Regions from separate parts of the Homo sapiens genome. Here region 1 is linked to region 2. The links are chromatin loops, found by intact Hi-C in ENCODE. Cell type or tissue: B cell. All regions are shown on one strand.

Region 1 (8,000 bases), 61 kb before region 2:
TCTCTTTCTGGATTCTCTGTCTCTATTTTTCGGCACCATTCCCATCTCTGACCACGCTTTTGTCATTCCCCATATTTCTCCTCATGTCTCCGATCGCCCTGCCGATGTCTCCCTGTCTCCGGCTTCCTGTCTCTCCCCACCCTCTATTTCTCTCTCTCTATTTCTTTCTCTCTCTCTCTCTTTCTCTCTCCCTCTCCCTCTTCCCCCACCCGCCCCCCGCCCCCCGTTTCTCTCCCTATTTGTCTCCCTCGGACTCTCCCTCATCTCGTCCACGTCTCTTTTCCTTGTCCTGTTTCTTCTCCTTGCGAACTTTCCCACGTCTCTGTTTCGCTCCCCACCCCCTTGCCTTTCCCCACCTCCCTGTTCCCCCATCTCTCCGATTTTCTCCTCCTCTGTCCCTCTGTCCCCTCTGTCCCTCTGTCCCTCCGCTGCAGCTGTGGGTGGGCATGCCTGCCTGGTATGTGGCCGCCTGCCGGGCCAATGTCAAGAGCGGTGCCATCATGGCCAACCTGTCAGACACGGAGATCCAGCGCGAGATCGGCATCAGCAACCCGCTGCACCGACTCAAGCTACGCCTCGCCATCCAGGAGATGGTCTCGCTCACCTCGCCCTCAGCCCCCGCCTCCTCCCGCACTGTGAGTGTCCGGCGGCCAATTCCAGCCTTCGCTTCCTCAGAGCCCCGCCTCTTGCCCTCAGTCTAGCCAATCCTGGGCCTGCTCACTCCCCTGTCCCACGACCCTGCTTCTCATTGGCTTTTACCCCCCTCAGCCTCCCCTCCACTCCTAACTTGGCCTGTGGTCCGTCCCTGTGGTACTCCAGGAGGGGCCCAGGCCACCTCCTTCCCTGACTCTCTCCCTCTCCTCGGCATTTGCTGTCCCACTCAAATGTCACCACCTCTAAGAAGCTTTCTTTGTCAGCTAAACGAGTTTCCCCATCATTCCGGCATATCAGCACCTTCTAATTTTCCCCATAGCATTTATTGCCTTCTAATTATTTTATCTTTTCTTTCCTTTTTTTTTGGAGACAGAGTTTCGCTCTTGTTGTCCAGGCTGGAGTGCAATGGCGCTATCTCCGCTCACTGCAACCCCTGCCTCCCGGGTTCAAGCCATTCTCCTGTCTCAGCCTCCTGAGTAGCTGGGATTACAGGCGCCCGCCACCACGCCCAGTTAATTTTTGTATTTTTAGTAGAGACAGGGTTTTGACACGTTGGCCAGACTGGTCTTGAACTCCCGACCTCAGGTGATCCGCCCGCCTCGGCCTCCCAAAGTGTTGAGATTACAGGCGTGAGCCCCTACGCCTGGCCCTCGTTCCAACTTTTGATTACGAGACATTTCAAACATACAGAAAATCATGTGTACCCAGTTCAGCGATTCTCAAACTTTTGCTGTACTTGCTCTGTTGTGTGTGTGGGGTGGAGGCGGGGAGTGGGGAGTACAGGTTGAGTGTCCCTTACTTGAAATACGTGGGACCAGAAGTGTTTAGAATTTCTGATTTTAAAAAGTTTTTTTTGAATATTTGCATATAAATGAAATATCTTGGGGATGGGAGCCAAGCCTAAACATGAAATTCATTTATGTTTCATATGCATCTCATACACATGCCTAAAAAGAATTTTATACAATATTTTATTTTTTATTTTTATTTTATTTTTTCGAGATGGGAGTCTTGCTTTGTCGCCAAGGCTGGAGTGCAATGGTGCGACCTCGACTCACTGCAACCTCTGCCTCCTGGGTGCAAGCAATTCCAATCCTCTGCCTCAACCTTCCGAGTAGCTGGGATTATAGGCGCCCACCACCACGCCCTGCTAATTTTTGTATTCTTAGTAGAGATGGGGTTTCACCATCTTGGCCAGGCTGGTCTTGAACTCCTGACCTCGTGATCCACCTGCCTCAGCCTCCCAAAGTGCTGGGATTACAGGCGTGAGCCACCGTGCCCGGCCTACAATATTTTAAATAGCTTTGTGCATGAAACAAAGTTTTGACTGCATTTTGTTTGTGACTTGTCACATGAGGTCAGGTGGGGGATTTTCCTCTTGTGGCTTCGTGTCAGCACGTAAGTTTAGGGCCAAGCACTGTGGCTCACACCTGTAATTCCAGCATTTTGGGAGGCTTTGGATGGCCGATCTCTTGAACCCGGGAGTTCGAGACCAGCCTGGGCAACATGGCAAAACCCCATCTCTACTAAAAATACAAAAATTAGTCGGGTGTGGTGGCGTATACCTGTAGTCCTAGCTACTCAGGAGGCTGAGGTGGGAGGATCCTTTGAGCCCAGGAGGTCGAGGCTGCAGTGAGCTGTGATTGTCCCACTGTACTGCAGCCTGGGTGACAGAGAAAGAGTGCATCCAAAAAAAAAAAAGTTTAGAATTTTGGAGCATTTTGGATTTTGGATTTTCAGGTTGGGGATGCTCAGAGACCTGTACTTGAATGTAATTGGAGAAAGTCATAACATCTTAGCCCCCAAAATTACTTTAGTGGGTCTTTTTCTTCCTTGTAAACACCACATCCTTTATCACACCTAAGGGCATTCACATTGTTGTTAATTTCTTTTTCTTTTCTTTTCTTTCTTTTTTTTTTTTTTTTGAGATGGAGTTTCACTCTGTCGCCCAGGCTGGAGTGCAGTGGTGCGATCTTGGCTCACTGCAACCTCCGTCTCCCTGGTTCAAGTGATTCTCCTGCCTCAGCCTCCTGAGTAGCTGGGATTAAAGGCACACGCCACCATGCCCAGCTAATTTTTGTATTTTTAGTAGAGATAGGGTTTCACCAACGTTGGCCAGGCTGGTCTTGAACTCCTGACCTCAGGTGATCCACCCGCCTCTGCCTCCCGAAGTGCTAGACCACTCTCAGCCTAATTTTTGTATTTTTAGTAGAGATGGGGTTTCTCCAGGTTGGCCAGGCTAGTCTTCAATCTCCAAAAGTGATGTGCCCGCCTCAGCCTCCCAAAGTGCTGGCACTACAGGTGTGAGCCACCACGCCTGGCCACAGTTGTTAATTTCATTTACTATTCACTCTGTATTCAAATTTCCCCAACATACTTAAAATATGTTCATTGTTTCTCCCCCACTAGGACGAAAAGTGTCTGTCGTGTCCCTTGCCATATCCCACACCCTATGACGGTGACTGGTGCCTGACACTCACCAGAAGTACATAAATGTTTTTATCCTTGTATGGATTCCTAACTCGTGAGGTTGTTGGGAGCAGAAGCTCAATAAATGTGAACCCCCCCCGCCATACTCCCTAAACATTTGCACCATGGCTGTGTCTGTCCCCCACTTCTGAATCCTCATTCTGTACCTCTGTGTGAGGTCAGCGAGGTGACGTCATTTGCACAGGGCCACACAGCAAAATGCATGGCAGGGTCCCAATTCCAACCTGAATTTGTTCAACTCCAAAGTCACATTGCCTGGTACATGGCAGGTGCCCTATAATAAGAATCATTCCTTTTCTCTGTTACTGCTTGCCCCAGAAAGCAGGAGGGACATAAACGTGTGGCCCAGGGCCTTCAGGAGGACACCCTCCTTCCTCTCCCCCACGCGAAGCCCTCTCCCACCATCCATTAACACTCCCTGCCCCTCAGTCCACAGGAAACGTGTGGATGACACACGAGGAGATGGAGTCCCTTACGGCCACGACCAAGCCCGTGAGTGCCCCCTGCCGGCCGCCTTGGGGGTGGCACTAACCTTCTTTGGGGGTGGGGGCGGGGACCGAGTCTGTGGCCATCCCTAAGTCCGCTCCTTGCGTCCTCCTCTGCCTGCCCCTTAACTCACCCCTTCTCTCCCCTCTTCCTACTAACGGGTCAGGAGACCAAGGAGATCAGCTGGGAGCAGGTAGGGGGCGCGGGGCGGGGCGTGAGCGCATGAACAGGCTGTGCACGACGCATGGATGCCCCTCCTCCGAGCCCTGCCCCTGCCTTCACCAGAACATGCCATCATCCCCATGGGGGGGCGCTGCGCCAAGCTTGGCTCTGGACTGTTCCATTATGGCTTGGCGGTGGGGAGGGTAGAGGGGATGCGATGTGGAAGCCCAGACTGTTGCATAGTCAGCCTTATGCATGGACCATTTCATCATCGTGGGTTGTGGGGGCTCTAAGGGGCTTCAATTCTGTAGCTCAGGAGAGACTGAGCAGCCGGTGTCCCTATAGTGGAGGGGGCGGGGGCTACAGTGGACTGCTCAGTGTACCAGGGCCAAGGAGGACACACTGGCTGTGGTGGTGGTGAGGCAGCCAGGCTGAATGAGAAGTTGGGGAGGAGGAGCTACACTTTGTTCTCAAGAAACAAGAGGCGGCCGGGCGCAGTGGCTCACGCCTGTAATTCCAGCACTTTAGGAGGCTGAGGTGGGCAGATCACCTGAGGTCAGGAGTTTGAGACCAGTCTGGCCAACATGGTGAAACCCTGTGTCTACTAAAAATACAAAAATTAGCCGGGTGCAGTGGCTAGCGTATGTAATCCCAGCTACTTGGGAGGCTGAGGCAGGAGAATCGCTTGAACCCAGGAGGTAGAGGTTGCACTGAGCCGAGATTGCACCATTGTACTCCAGCCTGGGTGATAGAGCCAGATTCCATCTCATAAAAACCAAACAAATAAACTAACAAAAAAACCCAAGAGGCATGAACTCACTGTCCACGGAGGAATTATGTTTGACTGTGGTCATAGATCACATATTTCCAGCCAGGGGGAGGCGTGGATTTTGTGCTGATGCTGAAAGGAGTGAGGGACTTGGGACTCATCTGGAATATTGTCCTGGGCCAGATATAACATTAGACAAGTATTTTCAGGACATTGCAAGAGTGATGGCCCTTTCTTAGTGGGAGAGCTGCCTTGAAAGAGTCCATTGTCCTGACTTGGGGGTTTAGTGACGTTGGACTGCAGTGAGACAGAGTTAAAGCAGTGCTTCCCCAAATTTAATGTGTAGTGGGGTGGCACACACCTGTAGTCTCAGCTACTTGGAAGACTGAGGCAGGAGGACCGCTTGAGCCCACGAAGCTGAGGTCAACCTGGGCAACATAGTAAGACCCTGTCTCTAAAAAATAAACAAATACAGCCAGGCGCGGTGGCTCATGCCTGTAATCCCAGCACGTTGGGAGGCTGAGGTGGGCGGATCCCTTGAGGTCAGGAGTTTGAGACCAGCCTGGCCAACATGGTGAAACGCCGTCTCTACTAAAAAATACAAAAATTAGCCGGGCGTGGTGGCTCGTACCTGTAATCCCAGCTACTCGAAGGCTGAGGCAAGAGAATTGCTTGAACCTGGGATGGGGAGGTTGCAGTGAGACGAGATCGTGCCACCGCGCTCCAGCCTGGGTGACATAGCAGACTCTTTCAGAAAGAGAGAGAGAGAGAGAGAGAGAGAAAGAGAGAAAGAAAGAAATTTAAAAATAAATATAATGTATATTTCGAATCACCTGAGGGTCTTGTGAAAATGCCGATACCGACTTCAGTAGGTCTGGAGTAAGGTCTGAGATTCTGCAATTCCAGCAAGTCCACAGGTGATGGTGACGCTCTAGGTCTCAGGACAACTGTTTGAGTAGCCAAGAGTATATGCTGTCATGAAGGGCTAGGAGACAACTCTGGATTGGTCCATTATCCTGAGCAGAGATTGGTCATTGTCCTACCATGGGGTGGGAAAAAACCTTGGATTGGGAGGTTGGACTGTACCCCTCTCATGCACAGTGGGAAGGGGCCAGAGGGCCTGACTCTTCCCTCACCTGCCCATGGCCCCAGATCCTGGCATATGGCGACATGAACCACGAGTGGGTGGGGAACGACTGGCTGCCCAGCCTGGGGCTGCCCCAATACCGCAGCTACTTCATGGAGTCGCTGGTGGACGCTCGAATGTTAGATCACCTTAACAAGAAGGAGCTCCGGGGCCAACTCAAGATGGTGGACAGCTTTCACAGGTGGGGGCTGCCTGGCCAGTGGGGACAGTCCAAAGGGAAGCCCCACCCCAGAGAGTCTTTGGCCAATAGGATTGGCCATGGGAGATTCCCAGGCTTATCTTGGCCCTTTTAGCCTGAGTTCTCAGGAAATCCTGACTCTGTGCTCCTTTCACCAATGAGATGGTCCACAGGAAAAGTTCAGATCCTGAAATGGCTTGGCTAGTTAACCCTGGACCCCTTCCAGGCTGGCCAGTAGGAAGTGCCTATTATTGAAAATGCCTCACCTCCTGAGGGGGTCAACAGTCAATAGAACTTATCAGCTCCCCACCCTTTCCAAGAAGAGCGCAGCCAGTGGGGAGGGACCCGTAGGAGCAGCAGTCTAGGGGACTGGAAAGCTCATCCGTGACTCCACTTCCCCTGCTGCTCAGGGTGAGTCTACATTATGGGATTATGTGCCTGAAACGGCTCAACTATGACCGGAAGGACCTGGAGCGGAGGCGGGAAGAAAGTCAGACCCAGATCCGAGGTGAGTAGAGCCTAAGGGTCCCTTTGGGAGCCAGGTGGAGGGCGTGGAGCTGGATGGGGAGGAGAGGGGGTAGGGGGAGACCGGAGAAGCAAATTGGCACCATAACCGTGGGGGTGGAGCCAGCGTGGGGGGCGTGGCCCGAAGAGACCAAATGGAGGTGGAGGTATGGGCTAAACTGAACTCTCCAGGCCACGGGAGGGGCACGGCTGAGGGTCCCTTCCGTCCCCAGACGTGATGGTGTGGTCCAATGAGCGGGTCATGGGTTGGGTGTCCGGGCTGGGCCTGAAGGAATTTGCCACGAACCTCACGGAGAGCGGGGTACACGGGGCACTGCTCGCCCTGGACGAGACCTTCGACTACTCCGACCTGGCCTTGCTCCTGCAGATCCCCACGCAGAATGCACAGGTGAGCTGCCGCTGGGCCCGGAGCATGCTGGGCGTCCCCACCTCGCAGACTGCACGCTCCAACCGCCCCCTCCACCTCCTCTTTCCAGGCCCGGCAGCTTCTGGAGAAGGAATTCAGCAACCTTATCTCCTTAGGCACAGACAGGCGGCTGGACGAGGTGGGCGCGGCAACAGCTCAGAGGGCTCTGCTCCCAGCGGCTCCTCGAGAGGCTGAGCTGAGGGGGCGGGGCCTGACTATTAATGGTCACGGTTGGAGGCGGGGCCAGGAGAGGGGCGGGGTTAAAGGAGAGGTGAGACCCGGAGAGGGGTGGAGTCAAAGGAAGGGGCGGAGTCAGACAAGGCAGGAGTCCCTCACCGGCTGTCCGGCTCCTATACCTAGGACAGCGCCAAGTCTTTCAGCCGCTCCCCATCCTGGCGGAAGATGTTCCGGGAGAAGGACCTCCGAGGCGTAACTCCCGACTCAGCTGAGATGTTGCCCCCCAACTTTCGTTCGGCTGCAGCGGGAGCCCTGGGCTCTCCGGGGCTCCCTCTCCGCAAGCTGCAGCCAGAAGGTGGGGGGCTCCCAAATGCGACAGCCCTTCCTCGCTTCCCTAGGGTGGGGCATGGACCACCTCAGTAGTCCGGGTTCTGGAATGGCCTAGTCCTTTCTCGCCCACCCCTGAGGAATGGACTGCTCCAACGTTCCGGACTCCCCCGTCAGGATGAAATGGATAAATCCCACTCCCCCTTCCCAGGGCGGGAGTGAACTCGCCCAATGCGAGTTTGAGTCCTTGGCTGCGGGGAAGGGAGGGAAACCCATGTGGAGCCCGGCGATCGTTGTGACATCGGGAAGGGAAGTCCAAAGGGAGGAATCCTGGAGAGGAACAGGGAGGAGGGTGCTCCAGGCTGAACCGCTGCTCGCTCTCCCTCCAGGCCAGACTTCTGGGAGTTCCCGGGCAGACGGCGTTTCGGTCCGGACCTATTCCTGCTAGTGCAGGCCTCCAGGTGAGGACCGTGCTGGGCGACCTTGGGGGTGCGGGGCGGCACGGTGGATCTTCACTGCTCCACGCGCTGCCCGGCGTCATGCAGGTGACCTCACTCGGACGGAAGAATCTTCCCGAGGCTGGGCTGTTCCCTCTCCTGCCCGGACTGTGGCCTCGCCGGGGAGAGCGGGCGGGGGAGCTCGCGCCGAGGACTGGACCATCTGTACAGACCAGCGGGAG
Region 2 (8,000 bases):
TTTACTGAGCATGTTTTCAAGGCTCATCCCTGTTGTAGTGTGCATCAGAACTTCATTCATTCCGTTTTATGAATGAGTAATATTCTATTGTACAAATAGACCACATTTGGGCCCAGCGTGGTGGCTCATGCCTGTAATCCCAGCACTTTGGGAGGCCTAGGCGGGTGGATCACCTGAGGTCAGGAGTTCGAGACCAGCCTGGCCAACGTGGCAGGACCCCCTTTTTACTAAAAATACAAAAATTAGCTGGGCTCATGTCTGTAATTCCAGCTACTTGGGAGGCTCAGGCACGAGAGTCGCTTGAACCCAGGAGGCGGAGGCTACAGTGAGCCAAGATCGTGCCACTGCACTCCAGCCTGGGCAACAGAGCGAGACTCCATCTCAAAAAAAGAAGACCACATTTGATTTACCCGCTCATCTGTTGATGAACACTTGGGTTCTTTCTGCCTTTTGGCTATTGTGACTAATGTTTGTTGGAACATTGGCATGCAAGTATCTATTTGAATCCTTGTTTTTATTTCCTTTGGGTGTGTATCTCAAAGTGGAATTCCTCGGTCATGTGGTAATTCTATGTATAGCTTTTTGAGAAACCACCAAACTGGTTTCCACAGCAGCTGCACCATTTTCCATTCTCACCAGCAGTGTATGAGGGTTTTAATTTCTCCACATCCTAGCCAACACTTGTTATTTTCCTTTTGTAAAAATTATAGTCATCCAGCTGGGTGTAGTGGCTCATGCCTGTAATCCCAGCACTTTGGGGGGCTGAGGTGGGAGGATTGCTTGAGCACAAGAGTTCGAGACCAGCCTGGGCAACATAGCGAGGCTGCTGTCTCTACCAAAACACCAGAAATGAGATACCACTTCACACCTGCAGCCTCAACCTCCTGGGCTCAAGTGATCCTCCCACCTCAGCCTCCCAAGTAGCTGGGACTACAGTTACGTGCCACCATACCTGGCTTGTTTTTTTAATTTTTTTTTTACTTTTATTTTATTTATTTATTTTTAGTAGAAACGGGGTTTCACCATGTTATCCAGGATGGTCTCGATCTCCTGACCTTGTGATCCACCCATCTCGGCTGGATCCCAAAGTGCTGGGATTACAGGCGTGAGCCACCGTGCCCAGCGGCTATTTTTTTTTTTTTTAATGAAACTCCTTTTTAATCCTATGTTAGGTCTCTCTGTTTGCTTCCTTTCTTGTTGGCATGATTTTTGCTGAGAAAATATAAAATTTCATTGGCTTTGGTTGTTTTTTTTTTTTTTTTTTTTTCAGAGATGGGGTCTTACTATATTGCCCAGGCTGATCTTGAACCCCTGGGCTCAAGCAGTCCTCTTGCCTTGGCCTTCCAAAGTGCTGGGATTATAGGCACAAGCCCCTGTGCTGGACCTATTGTATTAGTTTCCTAGGGCCGCCAGAGTACCAAAAACTGTGTGGCTTTAAATCACAGAAATTGTCTCACAATTCTGGATGCTAGAGGTCCAAAATCAAGGCATCCGTCAAGCTGTTTTCTTCTGAGGGATGTCGGGGAGAGTCTGTTCCATGCCCCTCCTGTCACGTCTAGTGCTTTGCTGGCCATCTTTGGCTTCTAGTTGCGTCATTGAAACTTCTGCTTTCATCTTCCAGATTTCCCCTTTTAATAAAACGTTACTTAAATTGGATTAGGGACCATGCTAATAACTTCATTTTAACTTGATCACATGTGTAAACTCTATTTCCGAATAAAGCCACATATTTCATAAATAAAAAATTTAAAAAGGTCTCATTCTGAGGCACTATGGGTTATGACTTCAACTTTTTTTTTTTTTTTTTTTTTTTTTTGGAGACAGAGTCTTGCTCTGTCACCCAGGTTGGAGTGCAATGGCGTGATCTCGGCTCACTGCAACCTCCACCTCCTGGGTTCAAGGGATTCTCCTGCCTCAGCCTCCCGAGTAGCTGGGATTACAGGTGCCTGCCACTATACACAGCTAATTTTTGTATTTTTAGTAGGGACGGGGTTTCACCATGTTGCCCAGGCCGATCTCAAACTCCTGACCTCAGGTGATGCACCTGCCTCGGCCTCCCAAAGTGCTGGGATTACAGCCGTGAGCCACTGGACCCGGCCGGACTTCAACATATCTTTAGCGGGATACAATTCAATGCATGACACTCATAGATTTATGAGTTTATTTCTGGACTTTCAATTCTATTCCACTGGATTGCGTCTATCCTTATGCCAGAACCACACAGTTTTTTGGGTTTTTTTTGAGACGGAGTCTCGCTCTTGTCACCCAGGCGGGATTGCAGTGGCACGATCTCTGCTCACTGCAACATCCGCATCCTGGATTCAAACGATTCTCCTAACTCAGCCTCCTGAGTAGCTGGGATTACAGGCACCTGCCACCACGCCCGGCTAATTTTTTTGTATTTTTGGTAGAGACAGGGTTTCACCATGTTGGCCAGGCTAGTCTTGAACTCCTGACCTCAGGTGATCTGCCTCGGCTTTCCAAGGTGCTGGGATTACAGGCGTGAGCCACCATGTCTAGCCCACACAGTGTTGATTACTGTAGGTTTGTAGCAAATTTTGACATTGGAAGTATGAGTCTCCTTTGTTATTTTTCAAGATTGTTTTGGCTATTCTGGGCCTCCTGCAATTCTATATGAACTTAAAGATCAGAGTTTCCATGTCTGTCAAAAAGGTTGTTGGAATTTTCTTTTTTTTTCCTTTTTTTTTTTTCTTTTTTTTGAGACAGAGTTTCACTCTTGTTGCCCAGGCTGGAGTGCAATGGCGCGATCTCAGCTCACCACAACCTCTGCCTCCCGGGCTCAAGCGATTCTCCTGCCTCAGCCTCCTGAGTAGCTGGGCTTATAGGCATGTGCCACCACGCCCGGCTAATTTTGTATTTTTAGTAGAGACAGGGTTTCTCCATGTTGGTCAGGCTGGTCTCGAACTCCCGACCTCAGGTGATCCACCCGCCTTGGCCTCCCAAAGTTCTGGGATTACAGGTGTGAGCCACCGCGCCCGGCCAGTTGTTGGAATTTTCCGAGGGATTGCGTTGAATCTGTAGATTGCTTCGGGTAGTATTGATATTTCATCTAGGTGTTCTTTTTAATGCTTTTCCAGCAGTATTTGGTAGTTTTCAGGCTACAAATTGTTCACCCTTTTGGTTAACTTTATTCCTAGGTGCTTAACCTTTAGATACTGTTGTAAGTGGAATTGCTTTCTTAATTTCCTTTTTGGATTGTTCATTGCGGGTGTGTAGAAACACAACTGATTTTTGTGTGATCTTGTACCCTGCAACTTTGCTGAATCTGCAGCCCTAGAAGCTTTCTTGTGATTCTCTGGCATTTCCTATATATAGGATCATGTCATCTGTGAATAGAGATATTTTTACTTCTTCCTTTCCAATTTGGATGCCTTTTATTTTTTTTCTTGTTTAATTGTTCTAGCCAGAACTTCCAGCACAATGTGGAATAGCAGTGGTAAAAGTGGACATCCTTGTCTTGTCCCTGATCTTAGGCAGAAAGCTTTCACTCTTTCACCATTGGGTATGACGGTAGCTGTGGGTTTTTCAGAAGTACCTTTTCTCATGTTGAGAAAGTTTATTTCTATTCCTAGTTTACGATTTTTAAAAATTATGATGCATGGTGGCTTGTGCCTGCAATCACAATACTTTAGGGAGCCAAAGTGGGAGGATCACTTGAGGCCAGGAGTTCAAGACCGACCTGGGCAACATAGTGAGACCTTATCTCAATAAAAAAATAAAAAATTTGCCAGGCGTGGTGGTGCATGCCTGTAGTCCCAGCTACTCAAGAGGCTGAGGTGGGAGGAAGGCTTGAGCCCAGGAGGTCAAGGCTGTGGCTTCAGTGAGCCATGATTTCACCACCATCATGATTGTGCCACCAACAGAGTGAAACCTTGTCTCAAAAAAAAAAAAAAAAAAAAAAAGCCATGCATGGTGGCTCAAGCCTGCAATCCCAGCACTTTGGGAGGCCGAGGTGGGCAGATCATGAGGTCAGGAGATCGAGACCATCCTGGCTAACACGGTTGTAGGGGCCAGCCCTACAAGGTCTGTGGGTTTTTCTCCCCGTGTGCAGAGACAAGAGATTGTAGAAATGAAGACACAAGACAAAGAGATCAAAGAAAAGACAGCTGGGCCTGGGGGACCACTACCACCAAGACGTGGAGACCGACAGTGGCCCCTAATGCCTGGCTGCGCTGTTATTTATTGGATACAAAGCAAAAGGGGCAGGGTAAAGAGTGTGAGTCATCTCCAATGATTGATAAGGTCACGTGAGTCACATGTCCACTGGACAGGGGCCCTTCCCTGTTAGGTAGCCAAGGCGGAGAGAGAGAGGACAGCTTACATCATTATTTCTTCTATGCTCTTTTAAGAAAGATCAAAGACTTTAATACTTTAATACTTTCACTAATTTTGCTACTGCTATCTAGAGGGCAGAGCCAGCTGTACAGAGTGGAACATGAAAGTGAAACAGGAGTGTGACCGCTGAAGCACAGCATCACAGGGAGACGGTTAGGCCCCTGGATAACTGCGGGCGGGCCTGACATCAGTCAGGCCCTCCACAAGAGGTGGTGGAGCAGTCTTCTCTAAACTCCCCCGGGGAAAGGGAGACTCCCTTTCCCGGTCTGCTAAGTAGTGGGTGCTTTTCCTTGGCACTGACGCTACCTCTAGACCACGGTCCGCTTGGTAACGGGAATCTTCCCAGATGCTGGCGTTACCGCTAGACCAAGGAGCCCTCTGGTGGCCCTGTCCAGGAATAACAGAAGGCTCACACTCTGTCTTCTGGTCACTTCTCATCATGCCCCTTCAGCTCCTATCTCTGTATGGCTTGGTTTTTCCTAGGTTATGATTGTAAAGCAAGGATTATTATAATATTGAAATAAAGAGTAATTGCTACAAACTAATGATTGATATTCATATATAATCATATCTATGATCTATATCTAGTATAACTCTTGTTATTTTATATGTTTTATTACACTGGAACAGCTTGTGCCCTCGGTCTCTTGCCTTGGCACCTGGGTGGCTTGCCGCCCACACATGGTGAAACCCCATCTTTACTAAAAATACAAAAAGTTAGCTGAGCGTGGTGGTGGGTGCCTGTAGTCCCAGCTACTCAGGAGGCTGAGGCAAGAGAATGGCATGAACCCAGGAGGCGGAGCTTGCAGTGAGCCGAGATTGTGCCACTGCACTCCAGCCTGTGGGACAGAGCAAGACTCCATCAAAAAAAAAAAAAAAAAATCGTGAAGTGTTGTTGAATTTTGTCAAATGCCTTTTCTGTGTTGGTTGAGAAGATCATATGGCTTCCCCCACACCTTGTTCTATTAATTTGGTGTTTGCATTAATTTTTGTATGTTTAACTACCCTTACTTTCCTAGGATAAATCCCATTTCGTTATGGTATAAAATCCACTTAATGTGCTGCTGAATTAGATTTGCTTGTATTTTTTCAGGATGTTTACATGTATATTCATAAGGGCTACTGCTCTGTAATTTTCTTGTGATATCTTTATCTGGCTTTGGTATTACGGTAATGCTGGCCTCATAGAATGAGTTAGGAAATGTTCTCTCCTTTTCAATCTTTTGGACGAATTTGAGAAACATCCTTGTTATTATAATTCTTCTTTAAATATTTGATAGAATTCACCAGCACAGCCATCTGGTTTTGGGCTTTTCTTTATTGAAACGTTTTTGATTCAATCTCTTATGATAATTCTACTGAGATTTTCTGTTTTTTCTTGAGTCAGCTTAGCTAATTTGTGTGTTCCTAGGAATTTGTCCATTTCATTTATCTAGTTTGTTGACATATAATTGTTGATAGTATTCTCATACAATCCTTTTTATTTCGGTAAGGTCAGTAGTAATGTCTCCATTTTCATTTCTGATGTTAGTTATTTGTGTCCAGGCTAACTTTGGAGCCCAACTTTAACCTGACTTCAACCTCCACCTTATACCGTGATACCATCCCAACTTGACCTCTGACATCTGACCCTTGGCCCTTCTAAACTGACTTTTTTTTTTTTTTTTTTTTTTTGAGATGGAGTCTTACTCTGTCTCCCAGGCTGGAGTGCAGTGGCACGATCTCAGCTCACTGCAACCTCCACCTCCTGGGTTCAAGCGATTCTCCTGCCTCAGCCTCCCCAGTAGCTGGGATTACAGGTGCCCACCACCACGCCTGGCTAATTTTTGTATTTTTAGTAGAGATGGGGCTTCACCATGTTAGCCAGGCTGGTCTCGAACTCCTGACCTGAGGTGATCCGCCCACTCCGGCCTCCCAAAGTGCTGGGACTACAGGCGTGACCAAACGCCCTTGGCTCTAACCTGACTTCTAATCGCATCCTGTAACCTCTGACTTTAGTGATCTTGACTTCTGTCTGCTGCTATAGACTGAACAATTATTGCCTGGCATCTAACCTTCGTCCTTGCCCCTGGCTGGGCCCTGACCTCAAGTGACCTTTGACCTCTGGCCTTTGCAGTTACACATTCGGCAAAGTACAGGGCAACAGCGATCTCTACTGGAAGGCGCAGCGTTACCGCCTCATCCGGGAATTCCACTCTCGGCCCGCGCTGGCCCCGCCCTTTATCGTCATCTCCCACTTGCGCCTCCTGCTCAGGCAATTGTGCAGGCGACCCCGGAGCCCCCAGCCGTCCTCCCCGGCCCTCGAGCATTTCCGTAAGAACAGAGCTTGGCTTAAAAAGGAGAAATATAGGGGACCGGGAGCCTGGAAGGCGAGGGGAAGGGGGCATGCCCCAAATGACTAACGGGCGTGGCTTAGGTAGCGAGGGGCGGGGTTTAAGCAACAAGGGGCGGAGCTTAAGCACTGAGGGGCAGTGCTTACGGGTGAGGGGCGGGGCATGTTCTCGAATCACCAGGGGCTGGGTCTGGGATAGCGTGCGTGTTCTGAGGGTGTCGGAAGGGGCAGCTGGGATTGGGAAGGGGCGTGGCCTGAGCCCTTTGACTCCGCCCGCCCCTGCAGGGGTTTACCTTTCTAAGGAAGCCGAGCGGAAGCTGCTAACGTGGGAATCGGTGCATAAGGAGAACTTTCTGCTGGCACGCGCTAGGGACAAGCGGGAGAGCGACTCCGAGCGTCTGAAGCGCACGTCCCAGAAGTGAGAGCGGGGCCTGGTCGGGGATGGGGCTTCTGGCCTGGGGCGGATCCTGACTTCAGCTGAAGGCAGGGTCCTGGGAGGGAGGGAGAGAGGGAGGAGGCCCGGGAAGCAGGCAGAGCCCTGGGGGTGGGTGGGCTGCGGGTGCCCCCGGTAAGAGGCCCTCCCTTCTCAGGGTGGACTTGGCACTGAAACAGCTGGGACACATCCGCGAGTACGAACAGCGCCTGAAAGTGCTGGAGCGGGAGGTGAGGCCTTGGGGCCTGGCTGGGGGACTGTGGCAGGGGTCCCATCTCCCGCTCTGACATTCCTCCCATTCCGCAGGTCCAGCAGTGTAGCCGCGTCCTGGGGTGGGTGGCCGAGGCCCTGAGCCGCTCTGCCTTGCTGCCCCCAGGTGGGCCGCCACCCCCTGACCTGCCTGGGTCCAAAGGTCAGTGTGTAGCATCAGCCTGTGCATCTCCAGCCTCTGTTCCTGTATTTTTGCGTGTTTTTCTCTCTCGGCACCTTTCCAGTGTCCCTGGGTCACTCTCTTGGTCTCCTTTGAGCCTTTTGTACTCTCGCCTTCGTCTTTCTTCTTTTTTGCCAGTCTCCCAGTTTTTCTGTCTCTCCCCTTCCCTGCCAATCACCTGCTCTCTCTTTTCTCTCTTCCCCCAGACTGAGCCCTGCTGGCGGACTTCAAGGAGAAGCCCCCACAGGGGATTTTGCTCCTAGAGTAAGGCTCATCTGGGCCTCGGCCCCCGCACCTGGTGGCCTTGTCCTTGAGGTGAGCCCCATGTCCATCTGGGCCACTGTCAGGACCACCTTTGGGAGTGTCATCCTTACAAACCACAGCATGCCCGGCTCCTCCCAGAACCAGTCCCAGCCTGGGAGGATCAAGGCCTGGATCCCGGGCCGTTA

Evidence for each region. Hi-C counts contacts between places; a loop is a spot of excess contacts. Peaks named below come from ENCODE experiments on the same cell type or tissue, not always from the same donor. Only the 100,000 strongest peaks of a DNase experiment are listed, where the experiment ranks them.
Region 1: a loop joins it to region 2, with 2.2 times the contacts of the local background. A loop is called at or near these places in 35 of 110 quality-filtered maps.

What each region holds. Positions count from the first base shown.
Region 1 is chr19:49,142,370-49,150,369 of GRCh38, forward strand. It overlaps PPFIA3 (PPFI scaffold protein A3), which reads left to right. Exons shown (of 30, transcript NM_003660.4): 21 at 435-635; 22 at 3,574-3,636; 23 at 3,797-3,823; 24 at 5,714-5,889; 25 at 6,297-6,394; 26 at 6,624-6,799; 27 at 6,888-6,956; 28 at 7,178-7,349; 29 at 7,711-7,782; 30 at 7,867-8,000. The coding sequence ends at 7,769. Among named protein-coding and RNA genes, the nearest start is that of HRC, 9.0 kb to the right of the region's middle. RefSeq lists an enhancer at 7,154-7,373. In B cell, CTCF peaks have their summits at 3,644 (motif pointing left) and 3,657 (motif pointing left); DNase peaks (open chromatin) are centred at 672, 3,672, 3,902 and 7,072; H3K4me3 peaks cover 2,341 bases; H3K27me3 peaks cover 6,882 bases.
Region 2 is chr19:49,203,737-49,211,736 of GRCh38, forward strand. TRPM4 (transient receptor potential cation channel subfamily M member 4) reads left to right here. Exons shown (of 25, transcript NM_017636.4): 21 at 6,473-6,669; 22 at 6,974-7,106; 23 at 7,279-7,351; 24 at 7,428-7,533; 25 at 7,758-8,000. The coding sequence ends at 7,762. Among named protein-coding and RNA genes, the nearest start is that of TRPM4, 50 kb to the left of the region's middle. RefSeq lists an enhancer at 6,895-7,533. In B cell, CTCF peaks have their summits at 4,710 (motif pointing left) and 4,909; DNase peaks (open chromatin) are centred at 1,585, 4,615, 6,625 and 6,705; H3K4me3 peaks cover 366 bases; H3K27ac peaks cover 960 bases.